Linked DNA regions of Homo sapiens: region 2 is linked to region 1. Evidence: chromatin loops called from intact Hi-C (ENCODE). Cell type or tissue: dorsolateral prefrontal cortex. All regions are shown on one strand. Links, peaks and the distances in the headings refer to the core of each region. The heading gives the core; the rest is flanking DNA.

The links. Peaks named below come from ENCODE experiments on the same cell type or tissue, not always from the same donor. Only the 100,000 strongest peaks of a DNase experiment are listed, where the experiment ranks them.
Region 2: a loop joins it to region 1, with 2.9 times the contacts of the local background. A loop is called at or near these places in 9 of 110 quality-filtered maps.

What each region holds. Positions count from the first base shown.
Region 1 is chr1:205,786,839-205,794,053 of GRCh38, reverse strand. It overlaps SLC41A1 (solute carrier family 41 member 1), which reads left to right. Exons shown (of 11, transcript NM_173854.6): 11 at 2,336-4,959. The coding sequence ends at 2,521. Among named protein-coding and RNA genes, the nearest start is that of RAB29, 15 kb to the right of the region's middle. RefSeq lists an enhancer at 2,363-2,422. In dorsolateral prefrontal cortex, for the core only: CTCF peaks have their summits at 2,081 and 2,284 (motif pointing left); a DNase peak (open chromatin) is centred at 2,293; H3K27ac peaks cover 1,551 bases.
Region 2 is chr1:205,838,381-205,844,694 of GRCh38, reverse strand. PM20D1 (peptidase M20 domain containing 1) reads left to right here. Exons shown (of 13, transcript NM_152491.5): 5 at 478-608; 6 at 909-1,028; 7 at 1,944-2,019; 8 at 2,480-2,541; 9 at 2,806-2,884; 10 at 4,372-4,443. Among named protein-coding and RNA genes, the nearest start is that of PM20D1, 8.6 kb to the left of the region's middle. In dorsolateral prefrontal cortex, for the core only: no CTCF peak of the experiment used is centred there; no DNase peak of the experiment used is centred there.

The DNA.
Region 1 (7,215 bases), core at 266-5,265:
AGGCTCCCTTATGCTATCCCTTTACAGCTAGATCCACCCTTATTATTACATTTTAAATTTTTATAGGTTTGATTTTTGAATAGTCACATAGTTCAAAAATGTTTTAAGGTTCATAGAGAAACCTCAGTGAAAAGTCTTCTTTTCTGTCCTCTTCTTCACAGCCATCTGTTTCTCTCCTTCACAGACCATCAGTATTATCCCTTTCTTGTGTGTCCTTCAAACCTATTCTATATTTATAAAAGTAAACATATATTTTTCTTATTTCCTTCCTCTTTTTTACACACATGTAGTATACTGTACACACTGTCTGCACCCTGCATTTTTCATTTAAGTTTATCTTTGAGATCATTCCATATCAATACATAAAGAGAACAACACCCTGATTTTCTTACAGCTCCATCATATTCTGTGATACACAGACCATAATTTTATTTCGCCAGTCCTGTATTGATTAACACCTATCCCTCCAGCCCCCTCACCCCCAGCTTTAGAAAGGTTGTGTTCGGACATCTTGGCAGGGGCGGGGCTGAGAATCAGCCATATGCTGTTGCCCTGCAGCAGTTAGCCAAGCTGCCACATTCCATTGCTAGTGGGTTCCAGTGCAGCACGTGGTGGGAAGATGGGGGTGGATATGCCAGGGGTCTGTGGTGGAGGTTTTCAGCTCATCCCTTGGCCTGAATTGGAAAGGATGAGCCTCAGTGCCATCACCCATGATGAATACCCTGGAGACATTCTTGCCTCTGCTGTCCTCTCTAGATCTGTGGAGGGCCAGAGCGTGACACTTGATCCCCTGTAAAGGCTCTTATTGATCCCTTTGCCACCTCCTCCCAGCTGTGTGTCCTGGGGCCTGCTCAAGAAGCTGGAATGTGAGGACAGCTGCTACCATTCCCTTCCTAGGGCATGTCCCAAAGGCCTCCTGGCCATGCTCTTTATTTGGGACCCTTCTGCAGCTGCTGGAAAGGGTGTGAAGTTATGGAAGGTAGGGGAGCCAAGGCCGTGGTAGCACAAGACAGCTGTGTGCAGAGCAAGGGAGAATGTGAAGAGTCATCTCTGGCTTCCTTGGAGAGAGGGCAGGATTCTCTCAGGCAGAGCCTAAAATTTAAAAAAAAAAAAAGAGAGAGGACAGGAGAGCAACCAAGATTGCCTAAAAATAGGTATCAGTTCTGGCTTCTGGATCCCTTAAGGGCTGTGGTTCCCGCATCTGGATCCCTTAGGGCAGAATTTTCATACCACAGTATTTACAAAGTATAGTCAAGGGTAAAACCTCCCAGATGACTGACTGTATTAGAGCTTGACCGTCAGAATCTGTTTCATTCTCACGCAGATGCAGTCATTTAGGGAGCCCAAATGTCAGGCACTGTGCAGATTCTAGGAGATTCAGGCCTGCCCCACCGTGGTATTCTAGATCAAGGGCATCGCCAACTTAAAAGCGCATGTAAATCTTGTTAAATGCGGACTCTGACTCAAGAGGTCCAGAGATTTTGCATTTCTAACAAGCACCCAGCTGTTGTTGATGCTGCTGGTCCTGGGCCCACTAGCGAGATTCTGATCTGAGTCATTCTTAATTATCTGTATTAATAGAAGGTAAGCAAGAACACAGATAAAATCAAAGCCACAGATCATGTCAAATGTATTTTGAATTGGTATGCATTGTCTGCTTTATATTAATATTGAGGTGACTTATTCACAATTCAACTTTATTAGGACTAATGTTAAAATAAACTTGCATTCTTTGAGCCCAAACAATGGAAAAGAATGGAATGAAAAGCCACAACAACAGAATGAAAAGGGTCAGGAGGAAGCCAGCTTGGGATGATCATCTGTTACTTAAGACAACCGCCAGCAGCAGCTTCAAACACTATCCTTATACCACTCTGCCGAGAGAAGACATCCCTTTAGGAAAAGCTGACTCCAGCAGCCAGCCCCCTGCCATGCTCCTGGAAAGGCCAACATGGCAGGAATTGGAGTGACCCCAGAATGAGGTGACCCAGAGTTAGAGGCAAGAGGGCTGAGTTTCTGCAACAAGTAGGATTTAGGTCAGGAAGCTCCTTGTTTGGTAAACTTGGGAGCAGAATATAATGCTGATGTGGGTGACCCTGGGTCGTAGCAGCATCTTCCTTTCTAAAGAGCTCTTATTGTGCCTGTTGTCTGCTCAAAGTGGTAATTGTGGGGTGGAGAAACACAGAGAGGTTGCTGGGGTGGAAAGAGGAAGATTAAAAAGTAAGGATTATGGCCAGCCAAGCCCTGTGATGCACTGAATGGGTCTGATCATGTGGCCTCTGGCTCCCCCTGGAGAGAGAGGATGGCTATAGGCTGGGCCCTTTTGTCTCCCCAGGTGCTGATTCTCCTGTACATCGCAGACTGGATGGTGCACTGGATGTGGGGCCGGGGCCTGGACCCGGACAACTTCTCCATCCCATACTTGACTGCTCTGGGGGACCTGCTTGGCACTGGGCTCCTAGCACTCAGCTTCCATGTTCTCTGGCTCATAGGGGACCGAGACACGGATGTCGGGGACTAGCTTGGTCACTCAACATTTTCCCCATCCCTCTGCACTTTCTATTTGAAATTTTTCTTTTGTTCCCCTGTCCCTCCTCCACCCCACACTCCCACCTCTTTCTAGGACTTCACTTTGATACCAAATTCTCATTATTTTCAATGGGAATTTTTATACATTGAGCCAAGTTTGTATAGCAAGAATTTGGGAAACACAGATGGCCTGAGATAAGCAGTACAAGTAGGTTTTTGAGACAATCACCAAGTGCAGTTTCATGGTGGGTGCCTCCAGGTGATGTGGACTGGAGCAGGGGAGTTTTGTCTGGAATCTGGGGACATGGGGTTTGGCTTTAGCAACCTGTCTTGGCCCTAATGAGAAACCCTTTGTAAGTGGGCTCTGGATTTTTGGTTTTGTTTTCTTTTTATCTGTTTTGTTTTATTTTTGGTTTTGGTTGAACAGAGGGACAGAAGAATAAGTAACACTCCCAAACACAGACATACTTTTGTAGAAGTGGACCAACTTCAAAGCTCTGGACAGGAGACACCTGCTCCAGGCCCCTGTGATCCCAGTTCTGTTCTCTTGCCCTCTGGACCTAAGCGTTCCCACTCGCAGAAAGAGTAAGGTGGACTGACTTTTCAATTTGTGCACATGCCTCTTGTTCAATGGCCTGGTCAACATCAACAACCCCTCCCTCTGATCATTTCCAGTTGATTGTCATATCCAGGAAAAAATGGAACAGTGCACTCTTCTCCCTGTTGACCCATGTCCACCTATTGGTTCCCCAAAATCCACATTCTCCCTGGGCCCAAATGACTTTGTCTCCCTGGGCCCAGATTCTTTGTCTCTCTTCAACCTTCATCTCAAATTGTCTCTAAGCACTACCTTCCCCAGAGCTTGCCAGGTTGGGTTTTGAGATTAGGGTCAGGTCATGGGTATGTGGAGAATGGTTTGGAGGTTGAGGACAACCACAGGTGTCTCATTGCTGCCATTTCTCCTGAGGACATAATCACTTGGTCACCTTGGACCCTGTCACTTCCTAAAATTACTCGTTCTGTCATGCCATAGAGGTCAGTTTTCCTCTTTCTTGGCTTCTACCCACAAACATTCACCAATCATTTATTCGTTCATTTAGCAAATATGCAGCCTCCGCAAGATGAGCTCTCCTGCAGACAAGCATGGTCTGAAACATTCTTTGAGCAATATTTATTGAGTGCCTACTATGTGTTAGGTACTGTGCCAGGCACTGATAAGCCAGTGGTAAGGGAAACACAGCTCTAACCTCACCTCATTCTCCAGGTTACAAAGGCCATGTGCCCCTTTGAATCTGGCAGAGAAAGTTTCCTCGTTGTAAGTATTTGCATCTACTTCAAGCCAGATTCTTCTGCCTCTTTCTCCTTTCCAGACCCCTACTCTGTGCAGTGCTGACCACAGCTAGAGCCACCGCCCCATTGCTCAACCAGTATTTATTTCCCTAAACGACCCTTCCTCACATTCCCTTCCCTCCACCTCTCCTTACCAAGCACCCAAAAGAGGATTTAGAACTAGCAGGGTGGACATCATCTGGTTGTTTCTACTTTTCTCTGCCTAGCACAAAATTGGGAGAAAACTGGAGCCTCCATCCGCAGTCACACGTGTACAGATCTGGGGATTTGGATGTAGGCTTTTTCTAACTTCTCTCTCAGAAGCTTCTACAGAAACCCTTCCATCTGTAGCCTCAAGGGCCCACCTCCAAGGGAAGGCTTAGGCAATGATCCTGTTTCTACCAACACTGCACCTTATCCCAGGAACCTGCCCTAGACCTCCAGAGACCATATTTTCTCTCCCTCCATTTCTACCCAGACCTCCAGGCCTCCTTCTGGAATCATAGAACCGTAGAATTGGAAGGAATTTTAGAGGTTTTCTAGTTGGAGTTGTGTCCAACAGAATTCATTAACACCAGCCTGGGCTTGTTTTTCCTCCTCCCTCTGGACTTTTTTCATCTTTTCCTCCACCTCAAAAAATACTTACACACAGATTCTTCTTGTACAGGCATCAAAACCAACTCCTCTGCCCCTAAGGCTGTGTCCCTGTGGTCTCCAGCCACCCCTACCCCAGTCACTCGCCCCTTCCTCATCTCTGGAATTTGGCCAGGCAGTCCCAGAAGACTCTGGAGTGACCTCCTTTGCCTAAAAAGCAGACAGATAGGCATGCCCCAGGCCCTGAGTGAGCAGAGGAGGACTGTAGGGTGAGAGGGAAAGAAAATGAAGGTGACTTTCATGGAAGTTTCATTTCTTTTCCCCGATTGTACCAACTGCATGTACTTTTGGCCTGGCTGCAAGGAGCAATATTGGTTTACTCTCGTATCCTTAAAAAGTTACAGAACTGTGTCTTAAGAGAATTATTTATAGTTACTATAACTGAATTGACAAATGTCAACTTAACTGATAAATTATATTTGGTAAAATAAAGAGGACGTTTATTTAGATGGTTGGTGTTTCCTGTATGTCTCATCAAAAAGCAGCTTCAACTGTTGTCTTGGGCCCCTCTGTAGGCCTTACCCTCTCCTCAATTAGGAGTAGAAAGGGGCCAAAGTGTGACAAGAAATGAAACATCTCGGCCGGCTGCGGTGACTCACGCCTGTAATCCCAGCACTTTGGGAGGCCGAGGCGGGCGGATCACAAGCTCAAGAGATGGAGACAATCCTGGTCAACATGATGAAACCCCGTCTCTACTAAAAATACAAAAATTAGTCAGGTGTGGTGGCGGGTGCCTGTAGTCCCAGCTACTCAGGAGGCTGAGGCAGGAGAACCACTTGAGCCCAGGAGGCAGAGGTTGCAGTGAACCAAGATTGCACCACTGCACTCCAGCCTGGCAACAGAACGAGACTCCATCTCAAAAAAAAAAAGGAAACATCTCTAAAATGCAGAGATTGTGTGATAGAAAATACAGCATCGCCAGACACAGCGGCTCATGCCTGTAATCCCAGCACTTTGGGAGGCTGAGAGGGGTGGATCACCTGAGGTCAGGAGTTCGAGACCATCTTGGCCAACATGGTGAAACCCCGTCTCTACAAAAATTAGCTGGGCGTGGTGGCGGGCGCCTGTAATCCCAGCTACTTGGGAGGCTGAGGCAAGAGGATCACTTGAACCCAGGAGGTGGAGGTTGCAGTGAGCTGACATCATGCCATTGCACTCCAGTCTGGGTGACAAGAGCAAAACTCTGCCTCAAAAAAAAAAAAAAAAGAAAAAACAACAGGCATTTATTGAGAAACTGGTGCACGGGGACACACTCAAGAAGCTAGATGCAGGGTCCTTGCTCTCGAGGAGGTTGTACTCTGGTCTCCATGTGTTAACTCAGCCTCTGTTGGGGGATTGTGCTATGGGTCCAAGCATTTATGGGTTAAGATTCCCTCCCTACCGAGGCTTACAATCTGGGTCAAAATAATGACGGCTCTTATTTGTTGAGTATTTCCTGTGTGTCTTCACCGTTCACCTTTAAGCCCTTAGAAACTTATAATAGACTGACTGCAAAGGGTTTGGAGTCAGATGGGCCTTGGTTCAAATCCCAGCTCTTCTGCCTGTATTTGTATAACCCTGGGCAAATCATTCACCCTTTCTGAGCTTCAGTTTCCTCATCAGTACTAATACTTATTTCATAGGATCATTATGAGACCTCAGTGAGATAATAAACAAAGCACTAAGCTCCGTGCCTGGTATATACTAAACCCAAAAATCCTAATCAATACTACAGTGTGGGAGGGACGAAGGCCAGTGACTAGGTCATGTCAGTACGCTGGCCATGGGATAAATTCAGGGTGGATAAGGGAGCGGGCCAATGAAAAGGGCACCTGATCAAGGCTTGGGAGTCAGGGACATCCTGGAGGAAGCTGAGAAGAATAGGAGTTAGCCTAGCAGAAAATAGGAGAAAGAGCCGTCCTGCAGAGGGAACCAGGAGCTGAGCAAGGAAGTAAGCCTGATGCTTTTGGGAACTGCAAATAGCTCTGTATGACTGGAGTTGGGAGCGCAGACGTTGATAGCACAACCTTATGAGACGCACGTATTTGTGACAAAGCAGTTTTTCTGAGATGGCAGATACAGAAAGGCAGAGTCAGAGCACAGCCCCACTGAGGTATCTCTGACTACAAAGCCTGTGTCGGGAACCACTGCCCACCCAGGACATGCCCCCATGGGATATGTCACAAAAGTATTGAGCAGATACTGGGTGCAGAACATTTGCCAGTCTCAAAAATCTGCCTTTTATCACAGCCTGTGCTCCAGTACTAACTCTTCAAAGCAATGTTTATAAGGCTAGTAAAGGTTAATGGAAAGAGGATAATTGCTTGTTAATTATTATTTATATAGTGTTTCACTATATAGTATACTATACATATACTTTTAAGTGATAGACTCATTTGTAACATCAATGTTTTCTCTAATAACGCTATGAGATAGATATTATTGCCATTTTGCAAGAGAAAAACTGAGGCTCAGAGAAAAGTTAAATGTCTTGCCCCAGGTCATATATTCACACCCAGGTTTCTTAGCCCAGTGCGTGCCTTCTATGCCTGGAGCCAGATGAAATGGCTGGCCATGGTGCCCCTTTATAAGGAATATAAAACATTGCTAAAACGATCAGAAAAATGGGTGCCTGTTATCTCAGTTTTGCTTATGAGACACTATACATGACTGCAAAACGTTAATTGTTTACTGAAATAGTATCTTCCAATGGACATTTAAAGT
Region 2 (6,314 bases), core at 1-5,000, 51 kb before region 1:
CAACTTCTCCGTGTGTCTGTATGCCAGGACTATCTAAGGACCTTGACCAAAATTCAGATTCCTGGGCCCTGTGCCCTAGATCTGAATTTTTAACAAACTCCTTCATAATATCTGAGGCAGGCAGTGGGTCCATCACCTATACCCTAAGAAACATACGTGTGATGGAAAAAGAACTGAAAAGGGAGAGTGATGACTGCGTTTTATTTCCAATGATGCTACTTACTTAGACCCTGGGCAAGTCACTTCACTCTTTTGGCTCCAGTTTCTTCATTTGTGAAATAAGGGAGGGTGAGGCCTGCCAGCTCTGACATTCCAGAATTCTGTAAGGCAGGATTCTCTAGGGCCCTGGCTCCCAGGAAGGAGACTAGGTAGAAAGGTTCTGGAGCCCCTAGCTAGGCTGAATAGGTCCCCATTAGCTATGTCTGGAGGTCTGTCTCTGGCTGAGAAGGACTATAGCTCTATGTTCCATGTCTGCAGTCATCAGGGACAGGGGCTCAGAGGATCTCAGCCCTGCTACAGTCAAGGGGCGTCCAGCTAGCCTTCATTGTGGACGAGGGGGGCTTCATCTTGGATGATTTCATTCCTAACTTCAAGAAGCCCATCGCCTTGTGAGTAAAGCATCCCACCCCACACCTTGGAGGGAATTCTCACCCCATTTGAGATGACCCCAGCCTGGTATCTGTGAGCCATGCTGAGACAACTCTTTGTGTACACCTCTCGCATTAATCGCCCCAATCTTTAACCTCTCCTAGGCTTCCCCTTCCATTCTTCCTCCAGTATAAAATTTTTAAAGCAGCATGAAGCTACCTCCTTGCCCACTAGACTATTGCACAGATGGACCTATGGGCCTATGGGAGAATTCAGAGAGGCAAGAAGTCAGGAGAGTGGTTTCCGATCCTCTTCTACAGGATTGCAGTCTCAGAGAAGGGTTCCATGAACCTCATGCTGCAAGTAAACATGACTTCAGGCCACTCTTCAGCTCCTCCAAAGGAGACAAGCATTGGCATCCTTGCAGCTGCTGTCAGCCGGTAAGCAACTCCTGGCCCTGTTCCCATGCCAGACTTGAGATGGAAGCCCTGGCACTTTCCCACTTTAAATTTGAGGAGGCTAAGCTTCCTGCCCTAAAGTTGGGCTGGGAAACTATGCTATAAAAAATTGACACTAGAGGAAGAACAGAAGGGGAAGCCCAGGACAGACTAAAGATCCAGGTGATTAATACAACAGGTGTAAATAAAGAGTTATCTCAGCATGGCTCACAGATACCAGGCTGGGGTCATCTCAAATGGAGTGAGAATTCCTTCCAAGGTGGGGGTTGGGGGAGCCACAGGAGAGACAGAGCCACCAGTATCCTGCAAGGGCTGGAGTCAGAAGAGGATCTGTCAGTATATCCATATGGAAAGCAAGGACCTACAGGCAGAAGCTAGGTCAGGCAGCTAGAGTAGTCCAGAGTCCAGACATTTAGAATCACAAATTGGCAATGACTGGTAGAGCTGTCGAAATTCTCCACCTGTCCTGGCAGGAGGACAAAAATAAATAAGAGTTGCTGGCTATGAATGAGGACAGCAGAATCTGTAACAGCAGAGCTTACTCCTGGCTGGGTTTTCTTAGCAAAGTGGGAAGGAGTGCTATATTCATTCAAATTGTCAGGAGACTGACAATTCTGCTGTAGTATGGGATGGGCTATGAGAGTGGACACACAGGATTCTAGAGAACAGCAGAGGGAGGAAAGAAGGACCCTAATGCAGACTTGGTAGACAGGGAAAGCTCCTGGGGATGTTTTGAGATCTTCAGAATGTTGAGTTGGTGGAGGTGGGAGGGAGGTGAATGAGAGACCTCTTGGCCAGGAGCGTTGAAACTTCCTCCTATCTCCCTTCTTCTCCTCTTCAAGCCACTGATCTTTGGCTGGGGTTCGCTAAGTCTTGAGGACTCTGTTTCTCTTCCAGATTGGAGCAGACACCAATGCCTATCATATTTGGAAGCGGGACAGTGGTGACTGTATTGCAGCAACTGGCAAATGAGGTATGGGAAGAAGTATCACATACTCCTAATCAGCTAGGAACAAAAGACGGACAGAAAAGTAACCTTTAGAGTAAGAAAAGGACCCTAGTACTGTCCAGCACTCTGCCTATTCTCACCTATTCCCAGCCAGTGGCTGAGCCAAGACACAGGGATCTGGCTTGTTCTCTACGGCTGTTAGTGTGTTTCTGAGACCCTAAGACCTAATCTACCCTTTGGGAGCTGGTTCCCACTTATCCTTGAGGTTGCTAAGCAATTGTTCTAACCAACCAGATAAGCCCAGCCAGACAGTAATTGCCTCCCTATTCCTGATCCTCTAGCAGGGATTGAGCTAACTGAATTTAGCAGCACTCCTGACTGCTAAGGGCCCCTGAGGCAGCTCTAAAGTAGAGAGAGACTCAGGTCTCAGAGACCCAGGCTAAACTAGAGGTGACCCTGTGGTGCTGACCTTGTTCTTTCCCAGTTTCCCTTCCCTGTCAATATAATCCTGAGCAACCCATGGCTATTTGAACCACTTATAAGCAGGTAAAGTATTATCTTTCCTTTTTTCACATCCCTCACCTCAAACCTACCCACCCCCCAGGCCCCTCTCCTTGGCTTAACTGGGCCTGACTAATCATCCCTCAGCCACCAGATACTGCATCTCTAAGTGTGTATATTTAAGACATCTCTAAGACGTCTCTCTCAGTCTTAAAGATCCCCAAGGTTCAGGAAAGTGGGTAATGTTTCCGCCCTTTCCTTCACCCCATTGGTTCTTTCTAACATCTGACCTTGGTCCTTTTGTTTTAGGTTTATGGAGAGAAATCCCTTAACCAATGCAATAATCAGGACCACCACGGCACTCACCATATTCAAAGCAGGGGTCAAGGTAACATCCCTGGTTCCTCCCCATATAGCTTTTCCCTACCGCCCTCCACTCCTCCCTTCCTTGAATCTATCTACTGGCTCTTCCTTCCTTCTGTGTGTGTCAGCTGGATCCAAGCCTAGCCACGCAAAGACATAGGCCTTTCTGAAATCTTGAAGGGAGTTAGACCATTCTTGTAACTGCCAGTACCACCAGCACAACTTCAGGGGGCACCATTCACCTAGAGTACAATGTGACCTTGAAGCACTCTAGTAATCGGGTATATAAGTGAATGATGCCTCTGAATTAATTCCTGGCATAACTCACTGGACCGTCCAGTGTGTCAGCTGTAGTGTTCATCAGAATAATAGCACTGTGTCCTGACATTTGAATGGTGTTTTCATCTCCCCAGGATACTTTGTTACTCCATCTGAGCCTTCTAAGAGTCCTATGAGTATTGCCCCAATACCCAGTTGAGAAAACAGAGGCACAAAGAGGTTGCAACAGCTAATTTGCAACAGCCCAGCTCTGTCCCTGACCACTTAGTGCTTTTTTGCACCATACGAGTTCAAAGAAAGATATGCACTTGGGGAGTCTCCCGGCCTCCAAGGAACAATCCCTCCATAGCCTAACTCTTTTCTCCAGTTAGTCCTGGATTCCTCCTGGTCAGGCAAAAAAGTCAGATTTTACAACTGGACCTGGGAAACCACCAATCCCTGCTAGAAGGTCGGGAATGGGGAGGCAATTACTGCCTGACTGGCTTATCTGATTGGTTAGAACAATTGCTCAGCAGCCTCAAGGATAAGAGGGAACCAGCTCCCAAAGGTTATGTTAGGTCTTAGGGTCTCAGAAACATACTAACAGCCCTAGAGAACAAGCCAGATCCCTCTGTCTTGGCTCAGTCACTGGCTGGGAATAGGTGAGAACAGGCAGAGCACTGGCCAGCACTAGGGTCCTTTTCTTACTCTGAAGGTTACTTTTCTGTCACTCTTTTGTTCCTGCCTGACCAGGAATATGTGAGGAGTATGTGTTCTTCTCATCCCCCTCAAGGATCAAACCTGATGTGAGCCCCGTGCTATGCCATGATGGGGGTCAACAGAGGCTCTGGCTGCCCCATCGTGAGTAAGCACTAATGTTAACAGCTGCAGAAATGTCCTGGGTGTGCTGGGAAAGAAAGTGCACACAGAAGGCTTCTAATAGCACAGCATGGGGCCAAAACAGAGATATCTGGGTGATCAGAGAAAGCAGCCTTGCTCTGAACATCTCTGTGACCCCCTGCAGCACCAAGAAGCAGGAAGGTCTGGCTTAAAGCAGAGACACCCCTTCAGCTCTGAATATAACATGTCACTTAGTTCAGAGAAGACAAGAGGCAGACTAGAAAAGCTAAGCCTTGGGTCCTTAAGTCAAATCAGCCAACTCTGCCTGAGCTGAGGAAATTAGCATTTCCTGGGCAGGCAGATGTAGAAGATTTGAGGTTGACTCAAGCCAGGGTTTTGTGCTTCTCTCTCTAGTTCAATGTCATCCCCCCAGTGGCCCAGGCCACAGTCAACTTCCGGATTCACCCTGGACAGACAGTCCAAGAGGTATGTACCATATGTTCCAGACAACAACTCATGCAGCATCAGGGAGATGTGGCCCTCAGGGCCCGGGTTTAACTACAGTCCTAGGGCTGGTCCAGTGTCCCATTTATTCAACCAACATTTTTCAAAGACAACCTATGCACCGGATACTTCATTAGGATTGGAGATCCTGGGTTTGGGTAAACATGGGGTCTGAAATGGAAGATGAGTATGAATAAATGATAGCAATACCTATAGTAACAAACATTATATATAACATTATATATATGTAGTAGTGTAGTAGGCTTGCTGTGTATTTGGCACCTTTCTTCCTTTCTTTTTTTTTTTTTTTTTTTTTTTTTTTTGAGTCAGAGTCTTGCTCTGTCGCCCAGGCTGGAGTGCAGTGGCACGATCTTGGCTCACTACAACCTCCGCCTCCCGGGTTCAAGCGATTCTCCTGCCTCAGATTCCCAAGTAGCTGGGACTATAGGCACGTGCCACTATGCCCGGCTAATTTTTAGTATTTTCAGTATTTTGTATTTTTTGTATTTTTTGTACTTTGTATTTTTGTAATTTTTTGTATTTTGTATTTTTAGTAGAGACGGTGTTTCACCGTGTTAGCCAGAGTGGTCTTGATCTCCTGACCTTGTGAGCCACCCGCCTCGGCCTTCCAAAGGGTTGGGATTACAGACATGAGCCACCACACCCAGCCATATTTGGCACCTTTCTAAGGTATACCCATACATTTTAATCCTCACAACTACCCACCCTAAATCTGCATTTAACTGGTGAAAATTGAGGTACAGAGTACCAGAGCAATCAAACAGCATACCCAAGATTATATATCTAGCAGTCTAGTTCCAGAGTTTGTGCTTTTAGCCACAACCCTAAACTATGATTATAAAAATTAGAGGTGAACAAATTGCCATAGGACCACTGCAAAGAAAGAAATTCATGCTACTTCTTAGGGTCAAAAAAGTCTTTTCTGACTACTAAAATGTTGAACTGGGCCTTAGAGGAAAAACAGAACTTGGCTAGAAGTAAGACATTCATTGTGGCTTAACGAATAGAATAAACTGGGGACAAGTAATAGGAGATGAAAACTGATAGGAAATGGAGTTGTAGTTTAGGGATCTAGGCCTTGTATGCTATGCTGAGGAGTTTGGGCCCTAATCTGTGAAATCTGTGGCAGGAGAGAACTTTTAGAGGTCTTCAACCAAATACTCAGATTTGCTTTTAGAGAGGTCATGCTAGCAGCATTGCAGAGGGAGTGCTGGAAGAGAAGGAGACAGAGAGCTATTTCAGCATCTTAGGTAGTGCATGTGAAGGTCTGGACTGAGGCCATGCTCGTGGGGTGGAGAAGAGAGCAACCACCAGAGGTGGGAGAGAGGTGGGTTCAATAGGATGTGGTATGTATATGGGTATGGAGCGAGAGAAAAGCAGGATGGCTCCAAGGTTTTTAACCTGGGTAGTTGACCAAGTAGTTAATGCCTTTGACTAAGATTGGGAATTCAGAAATTAAAACAAGTTCAAGAATATCATAATTTGGAAGTTTGAGAAGCTTATAACATATGAAATAGGCAATTATAAATACCTCAGGTCTGGAGAGAGATATGAACTAGAGATATAGGCTGGAGTGTCATTAACATCATGGGAACCTCTAGATTCAATAAAAGCCCATGGGAAGAAGGTGCAGAGAGCTAGGAGAGAAAAGAGTTGAGGCCAGAGCCTTGCAATGGTCTGCTACAAACATCAGTTTAAAAATGAATGTATAATTGCAAACCACGATGAGTGCTATAATGAAGAGGAACCTGGTGCTTGTTAGAGAATATAACAAGGAACCAGACCCCATCTGGGAATCAGGCAGGGCTTCCTAAGGCAGTAATGTTTAAGCT